Regions from separate parts of the Homo sapiens genome. Here region 1 is linked to region 2. Evidence: read pairs that join two places in POLR2A ChIA-PET (ENCODE). Cell type or tissue: GM12878. All regions are shown on one strand. Links, peaks and the distances in the headings refer to the core of each region. The heading gives the core; the rest is flanking DNA. Region 1 holds the start of ITLN2 (intelectin 2). Region 2 overlaps SLAMF1 (signaling lymphocytic activation molecule family member 1).

The links. ChIA-PET counts read pairs that join two places held together with the same protein. Peaks named below come from ENCODE experiments on the same cell type or tissue, not always from the same donor. Only the 100,000 strongest peaks of a DNase experiment are listed, where the experiment ranks them.
Region 1: POLR2A ChIA-PET joins it to region 2 with 7 read pairs; 2 of 35 experiments call an interaction of 5 or more read pairs at or near these places.

The regions. Positions count from the first base shown.
Region 1 is chr1:160,953,645-160,961,032 of GRCh38, reverse strand. It overlaps ITLN2 (intelectin 2), which reads left to right and starts at 6,224. Exons shown (of 8, transcript NM_080878.3): 1 at 6,224-6,306; 2 at 6,583-6,646. The coding sequence starts at 6,292. In GM12878, for the core only: no CTCF peak of the experiment used is centred there; no DNase peak of the experiment used is centred there.
Region 2 is chr1:160,619,266-160,624,679 of GRCh38, reverse strand. It overlaps SLAMF1 (signaling lymphocytic activation molecule family member 1), which reads left to right. Exons shown (of 7, transcript NM_003037.5): 4 at 495-584; 5 at 4,831-4,904. Among named protein-coding and RNA genes, the nearest start is that of SLAMF1, 25 kb to the left of the region's middle. In GM12878, for the core only: no CTCF peak of the experiment used is centred there; no DNase peak of the experiment used is centred there; H3K27ac peaks cover 949 bases.

The DNA of each region.
Region 1 (7,388 bases), core at 3,029-5,528, 340 kb before region 2:
ATTGTAAGTAGGTGGTAGTGAAGGTTGTGAAGGTTCCAGGTGAGGGTAACTTCTGTACACCCTGCCTCACTCTTTCTCTCCTGGTCTAACACAGCCTCTAAAGACCAAGGTGCCTGTAGTTTAGGCACTCATGGGTTACTCCATCTCCTAGCCTCTCCAACGATACGATTTCCAGCAGGAATGGCCTGCATCTGCAGGTGTGGGCTTTTCCTAGGAATTTTGCATTTCTCTTACCAGACAATTGAAACACCACCAATGGAGGAGATATTTAGCACAAAAGAACATAAGATTTATTTTTACAATCAAAAAGCAGTCCCAAATGGAATAATTAGTCTCAGGAGGCAGATTATTTTCTTTATTTATTTATTTTGAGACAGGGTTTTGCTCTGTTGCCCAGGCTGGAGTGCAGTAGCATGCTCACGGCTCACTGCAGCCTTGACCTCCCAGGCTCAAGTGATTCTCCCGCCTTGGCCTCCTGAAGAGCTGGGACTACAGGTATGCACCACCATGCCTGGCTAATTTGTGTGTGTGTGTGTGTGTGTGTGTGTGTGTGCACATGTTTTTTTTTTTTTTTTTTTTGAGACAGTCTCCCTCTGTCACTCAGGCTGAAGTGCAGTAGCATGATTTTCACTCACTGCAACCTCACCTCCCAGGTTCATGTGATTCTTGTGTCTCAGCTTCCCGAGTAGCTGGGACTACCAGCACAAGCCATCATGCCTGGCTAATTTTTGTACTTTCAGTAGAGATGGGGTTTTATCATTTTGGCCAGGCTGGTCTCCAACTCCTGACTTCAAGTGATCCACCCACCTTGGCCTCCCAAAGGGATGGGATTATAGGCGTGAGCCACCATGCCTGGCCAGATTTATTTTTTTAAACAAATTTATACAAAGATTCTACTGCAGACCAGGTCTTGTGATAGATTCCAGGAGGAGGTGGGTGGGTGGAAAAACAGAAGAGAATAACATTGATACCCTTTGCTTGTCTTCAAGATCAGGGGTTGGCGAACTCTAGACCATGGCCTGGTCTTGCATGGCCAGTGAGCTAAGAAGGGTTTCACATAAAAATTGTTAAAAATAAGCAAGCAAGCAAACAAAAAAGAAAGAAGAATATGCAACAAAGACTTATGTGGCCATAAAGTCTATTGTATTTGTTATCTGGTCCTTTACAGAAAAAAGGTTGCTGATGCTTGTCCAAGATGAGCAAATGAGGAAATTAGACATATAAGGAAATAACTAGCTCTGAACTATATATTAAAAAGGGTTATTATTATTATTATAATTTTTTTTTTGGGACGGAGTCTTGCTCTGTCACTCAGGCTGGAGTGCAGTGGTGTAATCTTGGCTCACTGCAACCTCTGCCTCCCAGGTTCAAGCAATTCTCCTGCTTCAGCCTCTGAGTAGCTGGGACTACAGGCGTGTGCCACCACTCCTGGATAATTTTTATATTTTTTGTAGAGATGGGGTTTTGCCATATTGCCCAGGCTGGTCTTGAACTCCTGAACTCAAGTGAATCTACTCACCTTGGCCTCCCAAAGTGCTGGGATTACAGGTGTGAGCCACCACGCCTGGCCTGGTCTTTGATTTTTAAAGTTAGTCTGAAATAAATATACAAGGAAGAATAAAAAATAAACTTTTTTTTTTTTCTGTGGCCCAGGCTGGAGTTTGGTGGCACAATCATTACTCACTGCCACCTAAACCTTCTGGGCTCAAGTGATCTTCCTGCCTCAGTCTCTTGAGTAGTTGGGCCTACAGGTGCAAATCTCCACACCTGGCTAATTTTTTTTTTTTTTAGAGACAGGGTTTCACTATGCTGCCCAGGCTGTTCTGGAACTCCTGGGCTCAAGTCATCCTCCTACCTCAGCTTCTCAAAGTGCTGGGATTACAGTTGTGAGCCACTGCGCCTGGCCCAAAGAAACACTTAATAAGGTTTTGCATTTGATAAACAACTATTTTATATGTACGTGTAAATGTAGGCATTAGCCTTCTTGGAATCACAATATGTTGTTAAGCTGTAATAATTTAAACGACATAGTACTCGTACAAAAATAGATGAATCGACCCTAAGTAAGAACTCATTTAATGCCTACTAAAGGCACTAATTGTGATGAAAGGCGGGGTGGAGTGGCTCATCCCTGTAATCCCAGCACTTTGGGAGGCTGAGGTGGGTGGGTCACCTGAGGTCAGGAGTTTGAGGTCAGCCTGACCAAAATAGTGAAACCCTGTCTCTACTAAAAATACAAAATTAGCCAGGCGTGGTGGCACATACCTGTAATCCCAGCTACTTGGGAGGCTGAGGCAGGAGAATCGCTTGAACCTGGGAAGCAGAGGTTGCAGTGAGCGGAGATCGTTACATTGCACTCTAGTCCGGGCAACCAGAGCGAAACTCCATCTCAAAAAAAAAAAAAAATTATGATGGAAAACAATCCATAAACAATGTTGGGAAAAAAAAATTTGCAAGATGAAGAAAGATCAATTTAGATGTTCACCTCAGATTTACATGAAAATTAATGCCAGAGGTATTAAAAATGAAATTTAAAATATCCAGAATTGGCCGGGCTTGGTGGCTCATGCCTGTAATGCCAGCACTTTGGGAGGCTGAGGCAGGTGGATCATGAGGTCAGGAGTTCAAGACCAGCCTGGCCAACATAGTGAAACCCCGTCTCTACTAAAAATACAAAAATTAGCTGGGCATGGTGGTGCGTGCCTGTAGTCCTAGCTACTCAGGAGGCTGAGGCAGGAGAATCGTTTGAACTCGGGAGGTGGAGGTAGCAGTAAGCCAAGATCATGCCACTGCACTCCAGCTTGGGCAACAGAGTGAGACTTTGTCTTAAAAAAAAAATCCAGAATTTACAAAGAAAGGTACTAAGTGGATAATAAACATTTATGAATATGTAATGGAAGCCTCAGGTCCCCTTTCTTCCAGCTACGTTTTCATTGCCATTCCCAGTAGTTCTGGTACTGCGGGAAAAATCTACTGTAGAAAATTACCCAATTCAACTGAAGAGTGCCAAGGAGACCTATTTTTCTCCTGTGTGTTTCTGCATTTCAGCCAGTTCCTGGGCTCTCATCTATTCCTTATCATCCATCTGTTTGGGGATGCCATTGTTTTTGTCTGGTTTCCTTTGTCCTGTTGTTCTTTCCCAAACAGGACACCACATCTCTTCCTTTTTTCCTCCAAAGCATTGGTAAACACCAAGCTGTTGCATGCATTCTAACTTTTATTGAGTATTTGATGGTGGAAACATGGCTTAGAGTAATTACAACAAAGGGGAGAAAACTGTAAAATTTTGCATTGGCCATTTTCATTCCTAAAATTTTTTTGGATTGGAGGAAGCGTTCATGTGTGTTTTTTAGTACCACCTGGAGTCAATTTCTTTCATTCAACTAATGCATATTGAAGGCCCACTGTGTGCCAGGCATTGTGCATAGGCCTGGACATCTGGTGGACAACCACAGACATAGATTCTGTCTCTATAAAGAAGGAGACAGGTATTAAGCAAATACCTATATAAATACTCAAATAAAAAAATTCAAAAGTTTCAGGAGAAGGAGCTTACAAAATCTTTCCAATAATAGTATCTTAGTATTCAGAGACAAAGGTCCATCAGAGTAGTATGACATCTTCCAGGTTTGTCCTCTATCCTCGTCTCCTTAGATTCCTGTCTGAGTCCAAGAGAGAGACAGACTGCAAGAGACACTGAAAGAACAGTGTCACTGAGGTCACTGAGACACCTGGAGACATGTCCTGGTCTGGTGCCCATCATGGGAGCAGTGAGGCGTTTCCCTTCTCCAGCACCCTATGAGGTGGATGACTTCCATGCCTTGAATAGCAAGAGATGTGCCGGAGGCCTGGGAGTGAGAGGAAGCAGTGCCTTAAACACCAGCAACTTGTCCCGACACCAGATCCAGCATCAGAGGCAGCAGGGATGCCAAATCATACGGTTGGTGTTCAGCTGTGGTGTGTGCCTACTGTGGTTTCAGTAGGCAGTGCTGAAAGGAGTCAGGGTGGGCTGGGAGTATGTGTGGAATGGAGAAATGTTTGTTAGCACACACAAGATGCCCCTTGGGATTATGGACTTAAAAGGGGACCAGAAGTCTCCTTACAATGGGAGGGCATGAAAGCCAGAGAAATTCCTGTCTCATTAATGCTAACTCACCATGACCCCTGGGCTGATGATACTCTAGGGAAGTATCAGTTATGTTAAAAAGAGTTAACAGGCTGGCTCGGTGGTTCACGCCCGTAATCCTAGCACTTGGGCAAGCTGAGGCAGGAGGATCAAGGTCAGGAGTTCTGGAGTAGCCTGGGTAACATGGGGAGACCCCGTTTCTACAGAAAAGAAAAGAGTTTTTTTTGTTTTTTGTTTTTTTTGAGATGGAGTTTCACTCTTGTTGCCCAGGCTGGAGTGCAATGGTGTGATCTCGGCTCACTGCAACCTCCGCCTCCTGGATTCAGGTGATTCTCCTGCCTCAGCCTCCTGAGTAGCTGGGATTACAGGCATGCACCACCACGACCGGCTAATTTTGTATTTTTAGTAGAGACCGGGTTTCTCCATGTTGGTCAGGCTGGTCTCGATCTTTTGACCTCAGATGATCCACCCACCTCGGCCTCCCAAAGTGCTGGGATTACAGGCGTGAGCCACCGCGCCCAGCCCAAAAAAAGAGTTTTTAATAATATGATGTTGATAATTGTACTGTGGTTATACATGACATATTCCTATTATTAGAAAACACACAGTTGGCCAGGCATGGTGGCTTACACCTATAATCCCAGCACTTGGGAGGCCGAGGCAGGTGGATCACGAGGTCACGAGTTCAAGACCAGCCTGGCCAAGATGGCAAAACCCCGTATCTACTAAAAATACAAAAATTAGCTGGGCGTGGTGGTGGGTGCCTGTAATCCCAGTTACTCGGGAGGCTGAGACAGGAGAATCACTTGAACCTGGGAGGCGGGGGTTGCAGTAAGCTGAGACCATGCCATTGCACTCCAACCTGGGTGACAGAGTGAGGCTCTGTGTCAAAAAACAAAACAAAATAAAAAAAACCCATACGCATTTATTTAAAGGTAAAAGCCCATGATGTATGTACCTTACCTTCAAATGGTTCAGAAAAAAATTTTGTGTGTGTGGGTGTATTTTATATACATATATCTATATATATATAGAGAGAGAGAGAGAGAACACGAAAGATAAAGCAAATGGGGTGAAATATTAACAATAGTTGAATCTAGGTAAAGGGCATATATGTGGCTTTATATTATTGTTATTTTTGCAACATTTAATAAATTTCAAATTGTTTCTAAACAGAGTTAATAAAACAATAAAATTACAGCAGGATACATGCAATAATTAGTGTTTGGACAGTGTATAGTGGGACAAAGGAAGGATCCATCAGCTTTGTCTGGTGATGGGGGTGTCAGGGAAGGCCTCATAGAGAAATTGGAGGAAAGATTGGAAGGATGATGTCTTCTTTTCCCATTTATTTATTATTATTATTATTATTATTATTTTGAGGTGAAGTCTTGCTCTGTTGCCCAGGCTGGAGTGCAGTGGAGCAGTCTTGGCTCACTGCAACCTCCACCTCCTGGGTTCAAGCAGTTCTCCTGTCTCAGCCTCCAGAGTAGCTGGGATTACGGGTGCACGCCACTGCACCCAGCTAAATTTTTGTATTTTTAGTAGAGACAGGGTTGCACCATGTTGGCTGGTCTTGAACTCCTGACCTCAGGTAATCCGCCCACCTCGGCCTCCCAAAGCGCTATGATTATAGGTGTGAGCCACTGTGCCTGGCCAATTATTATTCTTAATTAATTAATTTATTTTTCATGAGGTGTCACCTCAGTCTAAAAGGATGATTTCTTGACAGAGTTGTGTCTAGGGGGCCAGGGCATCTGGGGGAGGTGGGAGAGGGAGAACGCAGGGGAGGATTGTGACCTATCCACGAATCTGATTAGATACTGCTACATTGTATGGCCTGCCTTGGCAAAGCAGGATGCCCCTCCTCAGATGGCGACAGTCACCTGTGTGGCCAGGAACACAGCTCCCTGCTCCTCCAGCCAGTCGCACGTCCTTTCTCATTTCCACGGTCCCAGGCTCAGGTACCCTCAGAGGGAAGGGCTTCAGAGGGAGGGGCTAGCAGCCTAGGCTGCTCAGGGTTGGGCTGGGCAGGGCTCAGGTGGTTTGGCTCTCCACAGCTCTCCACATAAAGGGACCAGCACTTCACCCTTCATCAGGATCCTCTGCAGGGGAGCTCCGAGTGTCCACAGGAAGGGAACTATCAGCTCCTGGCATCTGTAAGGATGCTGTCCATGCTGGTGAGAAAAATGTTTTTGATCCATGTGTGTGGGAGCAATGATGCCAGCTCAGGTCTCAGTTTTAGAGATTTAGAGTTTCAGGGAAATGAGCCCATGGCCCCTTGGGTATTTGTAGTGTTGGACAGCCGTGGGGCATATTCCAGGAGGTTTTAGAATGCTCATGAGCCCATCACTTTCCATTTGAGGATTCCTGACTCAGAAAGGTTAGGAAGTAAGAACGAGAGGATGACAAAGGAAGGGCCAGCCAGTGACCTTGTGCATCTTGTTTTTCCTTAGAGGACAATGACCAGACTCTGCTTCCTGTTATTCTTCTCTGTGGCCACCAGTGGGTGCAGTGCAGGTAAATGGCTTCTGAGAGTAGGAGCTGCAGTTTCCTGGGCTCCCCTCTGCTGTGCAGGGCCTGGAGGGAGTAGAGCTGGGCAGGGCTCTGAAGTCAAGGGTCAAAGGGGAAGTTCTGGAGAGGCAGGGAACCCAGGCTAGGCAGCCAACTTGAGGTGTGGACTGGGTGCTGATTTCTGGCCTCTCCTGGGGTCTGGTCTGAAGCAGTCAGGGTGTTAGCTCAGGTATTTCCTAGGGCTTGATTCTCTGCTTCTGTGGCTGTGAGGGGTTCATGGGGTGAGAGAGTAAGAACTGTGTCCCTGCTCAGCTGCTCTTGTGGCCTTGGCCTTGGGATCTCCAGAGGCAGCTGGGTGATCAGTGCTGTGTCCAGGGTACACCCTCCTCTAGTCGCAGAGGAGGATATTGTGAGAATAGAATCCTCACAATTCTATTCTTCCAGTAGGCACAATAGTGATATTTTTTCATTGATACTGGGTTTATTGTTTATTTCAATCCATCAGTTAAAAAAAGCACATTTACATATGTCATCTCATTTGATCTCCATGCGTATAAAGAAGTTATTAATGACATCTTAAAGATGAAGAAAAAGGATCAGAGATGTTAAGTGTCTGCTCAAGGAGGCACTGTCATCAGGGTTTGTCTGGATTTTACCTTGAGTCCTGTAATTTTTTTTTTTTTAGACGGAGTCTTGCTCTGTTGCCCAGGTTGGAGTGCGGTGGCGTGATGTCGGCTCACTGCAACCT
Region 2 (5,414 bases), core at 2,689-5,188:
AAAGGACAACAATAGCACTATTATGTTTATTTTTAAAAAAGATAAGTAGATCTTTCTTCCTCCCAGTGTCTCATGAGAATAGCGTGAATTCACAGGGACGGCACATGGAACCATTATATTCTCTTTACCCAAAATGGATACAGGACACATTAGCAATCTTAAGATGGAGAAACTGGGCAGAGAGATTGACTTAGGAGAGATGAAGATAATTTAATGTTAGACATGTGGTAGTTGAGTTAAAAATAAAGCATTTGGATAGAAAAATCTTCATGAAATTAAGAATGTGAAAGTATAGTGAGAGAAATTAGAATAAGAAAACAGATACAAAAATTTTCAGTGGTCTAAAGCTGACCTCTAAAACCATGAAAACAAACGTCTCCCTTGGGAGAGAATGCAGAAATAGAACATGAGGCTCCATTATCCCACTTTCATGTAAGATGTTTTTAAGCTCAGAATACTTTTGAGATTGCTCTTTGACTTCTTTTTTTTTCCAGAAACAAAACCATGGGCAGTGTATGCTGGGCTGTTAGGGGGTGTCATCATGATTCTCATCATGGTGGTAATACTACAGTTGAGAAGAAGAGGTAGGTGTCTGGCAATAAATAGATTCTTATCACACTCTCTGTGGTAAGCAGGGGACCTCTCTCCACAGGCTCGGACTTGCTCTCACAACTCTGGCTTTCTGCATGGGGCCACCTTTGCAAAAATAGTAGATAAACATATCCTGGGACCTTGCTTAATTCAGTCTAATTCAACATGTCTTGATCCCCTCTACTAGGCTGTGGAAAGAAATAGAAGAGCCACAGGTTTCTAATGTGAGAGACATTATTCAGATAATTTCAGTTTAGTGTGACTAGCACTGCCATCAGGGTAAACACAGGATGCTGAAGAAGTGAACAAGAGGTTTAAGAGTATTCACTGGGAACAGAATTCAGAAAATTATTGGATCTCATCCAAAAAGTCACCAGGGTTAGAATGAAACCAATAAGGCACAATTATTCCCCTGCAGTTGAAGTGCCTAGAGGTACCATCCCCTGTCCTCTCTTCCAAATTTCCCTATGATACAATATCTCAGGGCATTGTGCTCCCCTCAGCCACCTTGACTACTACCAACCAATACTGGAGTCAAAATGTCCTGACCCAAGACCAGGAGAGATGCCCCGGCTGCCTTCCCATGGTAAGGATAGAACTTGATCCTCATAACACTGAGCTGATGACTGATTTCATTCTCAAGTAGATCAGTGTCATCTACACACAACCTTCTTAGAAAAGCCCTTACCTCAGCACTCTGATGTTGGTTTTGCATATATAAAAAAATCTAGATCATAGCACAGCGACCTACTTGTGTCTCATTTCCTCCATCTAAGAGTTAGCCAGGTAGGAGGGATGGGTGATTCAGATAGAAATTAGGTTGACAGCCTATGGGGCTCGGGGTAGGGCAATCACATTTAGCTCATACTATAAGGAAATAGTGAGATGACCCAGGATGAGAAAACTGAACTTAACTTATCCACATTAACCTACCTAGTAAAATTGCTGGGATCCTACGCCATACTCTTTCCTCAACCACACTTGGCTTATCACATGGTTGTGCTCTAAGGGAATAGTGCTCCCCATCCCACAATTCCCCACTACCTTCCCCAACACACATACCCATCCTCACCTCAACCCCATTCACCATTTGTCCCTTGTAAGTTAGCAACACACAAAACTGCCTCAAACTTGCGGTAAAATTTATATTTAGTTGCTGCACCTTTCATAAAACCTTGCTAAAGAAATTATATTGGCAGCTTCTAATGCTATAATCATCAGAATGCAGCCTGACGCTGAAGGCTTTTCAATTTCATGACTCTTTGGCAATTTCATGTCCAGGAGAATACACTGATAAAGAATGTGGGTATAGGCATTAGACAAACTTACATTCAGATGCAGATTTTGCTACTGACAAGCTGTGTGATCAAATGACTTAACTTCTCGTCTGCAAAACAGGGGTAATACTATGTACTTCATGGTATTGTGGTGGAGATTGGTATCAATACACAGAAAACACTGAACACAGTGGTTCCCATCGATGGGTGATAGATAGATAGATACATAGACAGATAGATACATAGACAGATAGACAGATCTCTTAGTGTAGATGAATTAAAATGGCAATGTGTAAGTGCTATGGCCAGGAGAAGCTGCACTGGAAGCATCTGGAAACAATACCTAGAACAGATTGAAAATATTTTAAGTCATGGTAACATAAGACTTTATGCTTCAGGTAAAAGCTGAAAAGGATATTAGATACTCTATGCCCTCATTTTACAGTTATGGTAAGAGAAAAGACCCATTGAGATGACGTGATTTGTCCAATGCCACACAGCTAATGATGGCTACAATGTAGATGTCCTAATTTTAAGGCCAAGACTTTTTCCTTAGAGCCTAAGACCTTGCTGACTTGGAGCCGAGTTAAGCTTACTCCTAAAAACCTGTTCTTGCACTGGGGAAAATAACCTGAGACTAAATTATCTTGGTCCAATGGTCCTTTTAAGCAGCAACAATCAACCTCACCTCTTCCATCTGTCTGACCATTTAGGACTGTCCTTCCAGTTCTACATTTGACTCTGAGCTGACCTGCAAGACTGAAAGTCTTTGAGGACTGTAGTCTGTTCTCTACTCTATTTGTAGCCACTACAGCACCTAGGAGAGTGCTGGGCAGGCATGTCTTACTTTGCAAACACTCGTGGGGACTAACTTGAACCTCCTCTGCTACCTCCAACTGCTTCTTGAGTCCTCCCCTCCATTTTACACACACACACACACACACACACACACACACGCACTCACGCACACTCCTCAGTCAGGATCAACTCTGACCAAAAAAGCGAAGTTGAAACCACTAGGCACACCGTGCTCATACCCACACACAAAAAATCCCATGTTGACTTTCCTTGAATTCCTGGAACTTCATCAGTGTCTGCCCCACATTTCCTCCCCAAGACTCACACCCTCACGCAGCACATTCCACCATGCTCACCACATACACACTGGGCCTTTCCCTTCCAAAGAAAAATGTGCCTCTCCTAAAAATGCTATTTCCTCAGAGATGTGCCTTTTTTTTTTTTTTTTTTTTTTTGAGATAGATTCTTGCTCTGTCACTCAGGCTGGAGTGCAATGGCATGATCTCGGCTCACTGCAACCTCTGTCTCCTGGGCTCAAGCAGTTCTTCTGTCTCAGCCTCCTGAGTAGCTGAAATTATAAGCGCGTGCCACCATGCCTGGCTAATTTTTGTATTTTTAGTAGAGACAGGGTTTCCCCATGTTGGCCAGGCTGGTCTCAAACTCCTGACCTCGTGATCTGCCCACCTCAGCCTCCCATAGTGCTGTGATTATAGGCGTGAGCCACTGCACCCAGCCCAGTTTTTTAAGAGAATAAATTAACTGGTGTTAAAATAAGTCTACCTTAAAGGCTGTGATTTTCTGGGTCCAGCCTCCATTGCCTCTGCCTGGACTTTGCAATAATCCCATAATAAACCTCCATCCTTCAGTCTGCCACTTTCCCACCATCCTTACTGCTGCATGATGTATACAAAGGATACTGTGCAACTTTAGAAAGAATGAGATAGGTCTACTGTGCTAACATGAAAAATGTCCTCAATACATTTTAAGTGAAAAGATCAAGTTACAGAGAAGTGTGTGCAGAATGACACCTCTTGTGTGGAAAAAAGTCTATATAAGTATAGCAAATATCCAAAACTGCATTGTCTAATATGGTAGTCACTAGCCACATGTGGCTTTTTAAATTTAAATTAATTTGAATTAAATAAAATTTAAAATTCAGTGACATTAGTCACAGTTCAGGTGCTCCATAGCCCCGTGTCTGTAAGCTGTATTAGACACTGCAGATATGGAACATTTCCATCATCTCAGAAAGTTCTGTTGCACAGAGCTGATCTACAGGGATATACATCAAACTTTTAAAAATGGTTTCTTCTTTTTTTTCCCACTTCTTTTCACAGGTATTGAAAAATACGGTTTCTTTTGGGAATGAAATTGGGTTGGTTAATGGAAGAAGGGGATTTATACTTTTTACTTTATACTTTATATATTTCTTCACAATTTTTATTTTATGATGAGAATAAATTACTCCTATAATTTAAAAAGAAAGCTTTTTAAAATTGGCTAAAAATTAAAATATTCTGCAACTTATTAATTTCCAGAGACCCTAGGCCCTGAGCAAAATTTCCAGATGGTGGGCAACAGAATGACATTGTTGCTTTATTTTCTAAATAGTCCCAGGTGGAACATCCCTCTTACACGTCCCCCCGCCCTTACCTCCCACACATCAATTCCCCCAGAAATAGGGAGGTGAGAAAGCTGTGAGTGAAGCAACATACTACCAGCTGGAAAATACAAAAGAGGTATAAACAACTAGCCCTGCCCTCAAAGAACTTAGAATCCTATTAGGAGACCAGATATGCACATTGAGCAACAGAGATTAAAGTAATTGAATGGTACACCAATGAGAAAAACACCTAATGCGTATTGGGCATTTGTTATGCACCAGGCAGTGTTCTAAACACTTTACAAGTGGTATCTCATTTAATTATCACAACAGCCCCGTGAGGCAGGTATTTCAAATCCCATTTCACAGATAGGCCTAGAGTGATCAAGTAACTAACCTAAGACAATATGACAAATGTGCAGGGGGGCTGGGACTCAGGGCTTTGTTTCCATTGTGCCCTTGGGGAAAGTGGGTATGCAAAGGACAGTAAAGACCAGGTCTGAGTAAGGAGCTCCTGCTGGGGACCAGAGGGAGATAACCATTATGGTTTCTTTTCACCAGGTAAAACGAACCATTACCAGACAACAGTGGAAAAAAAAAGCCTTACGATCTATGCCCAAGTCCAGAAACCAGGTGTAAGTTCTATATTTTGTTTGAGATGAACCTGTCATGTTTCCTAGAGTATTCCTGGCCAGTCTACCTTGCCTGTTGGACATTCACAGTTTTCCATCCAGAGCAGAGGAAGGTAGGGAACAGGAGTCAAGAACAAGAGTTCTCCTAAAGTCACTAAACGTCAGTGTTTGAAATAATGGGCAACACTGGATAATTTTCTGGTCATGAGTCTTCACAGGAAAAAAATGAAGAAGCTGGAAATACATACTGTATGACTCTTTCCAGCTCTGGCATTGTAGGAGTCTAGGTTCCATGTTAGTCAATTATTTCCTTTTCTAGGGAAAAGAGTGCAGGCTTGAGGAGAGAGGAGGTTTGGAAAAGCTATTGTGTGACATGTTGGACTGATCCAAGTTTAGGATTTACTAAGTGCAAAAGTGACAAGGAAGGTAGGATCTTCAAAATTCTAGCTAGAGTGTGGTTAAAGAGATGAAAGATGAGATGGAAGAAAGAAAACTGTGACAGAGTGATCACTG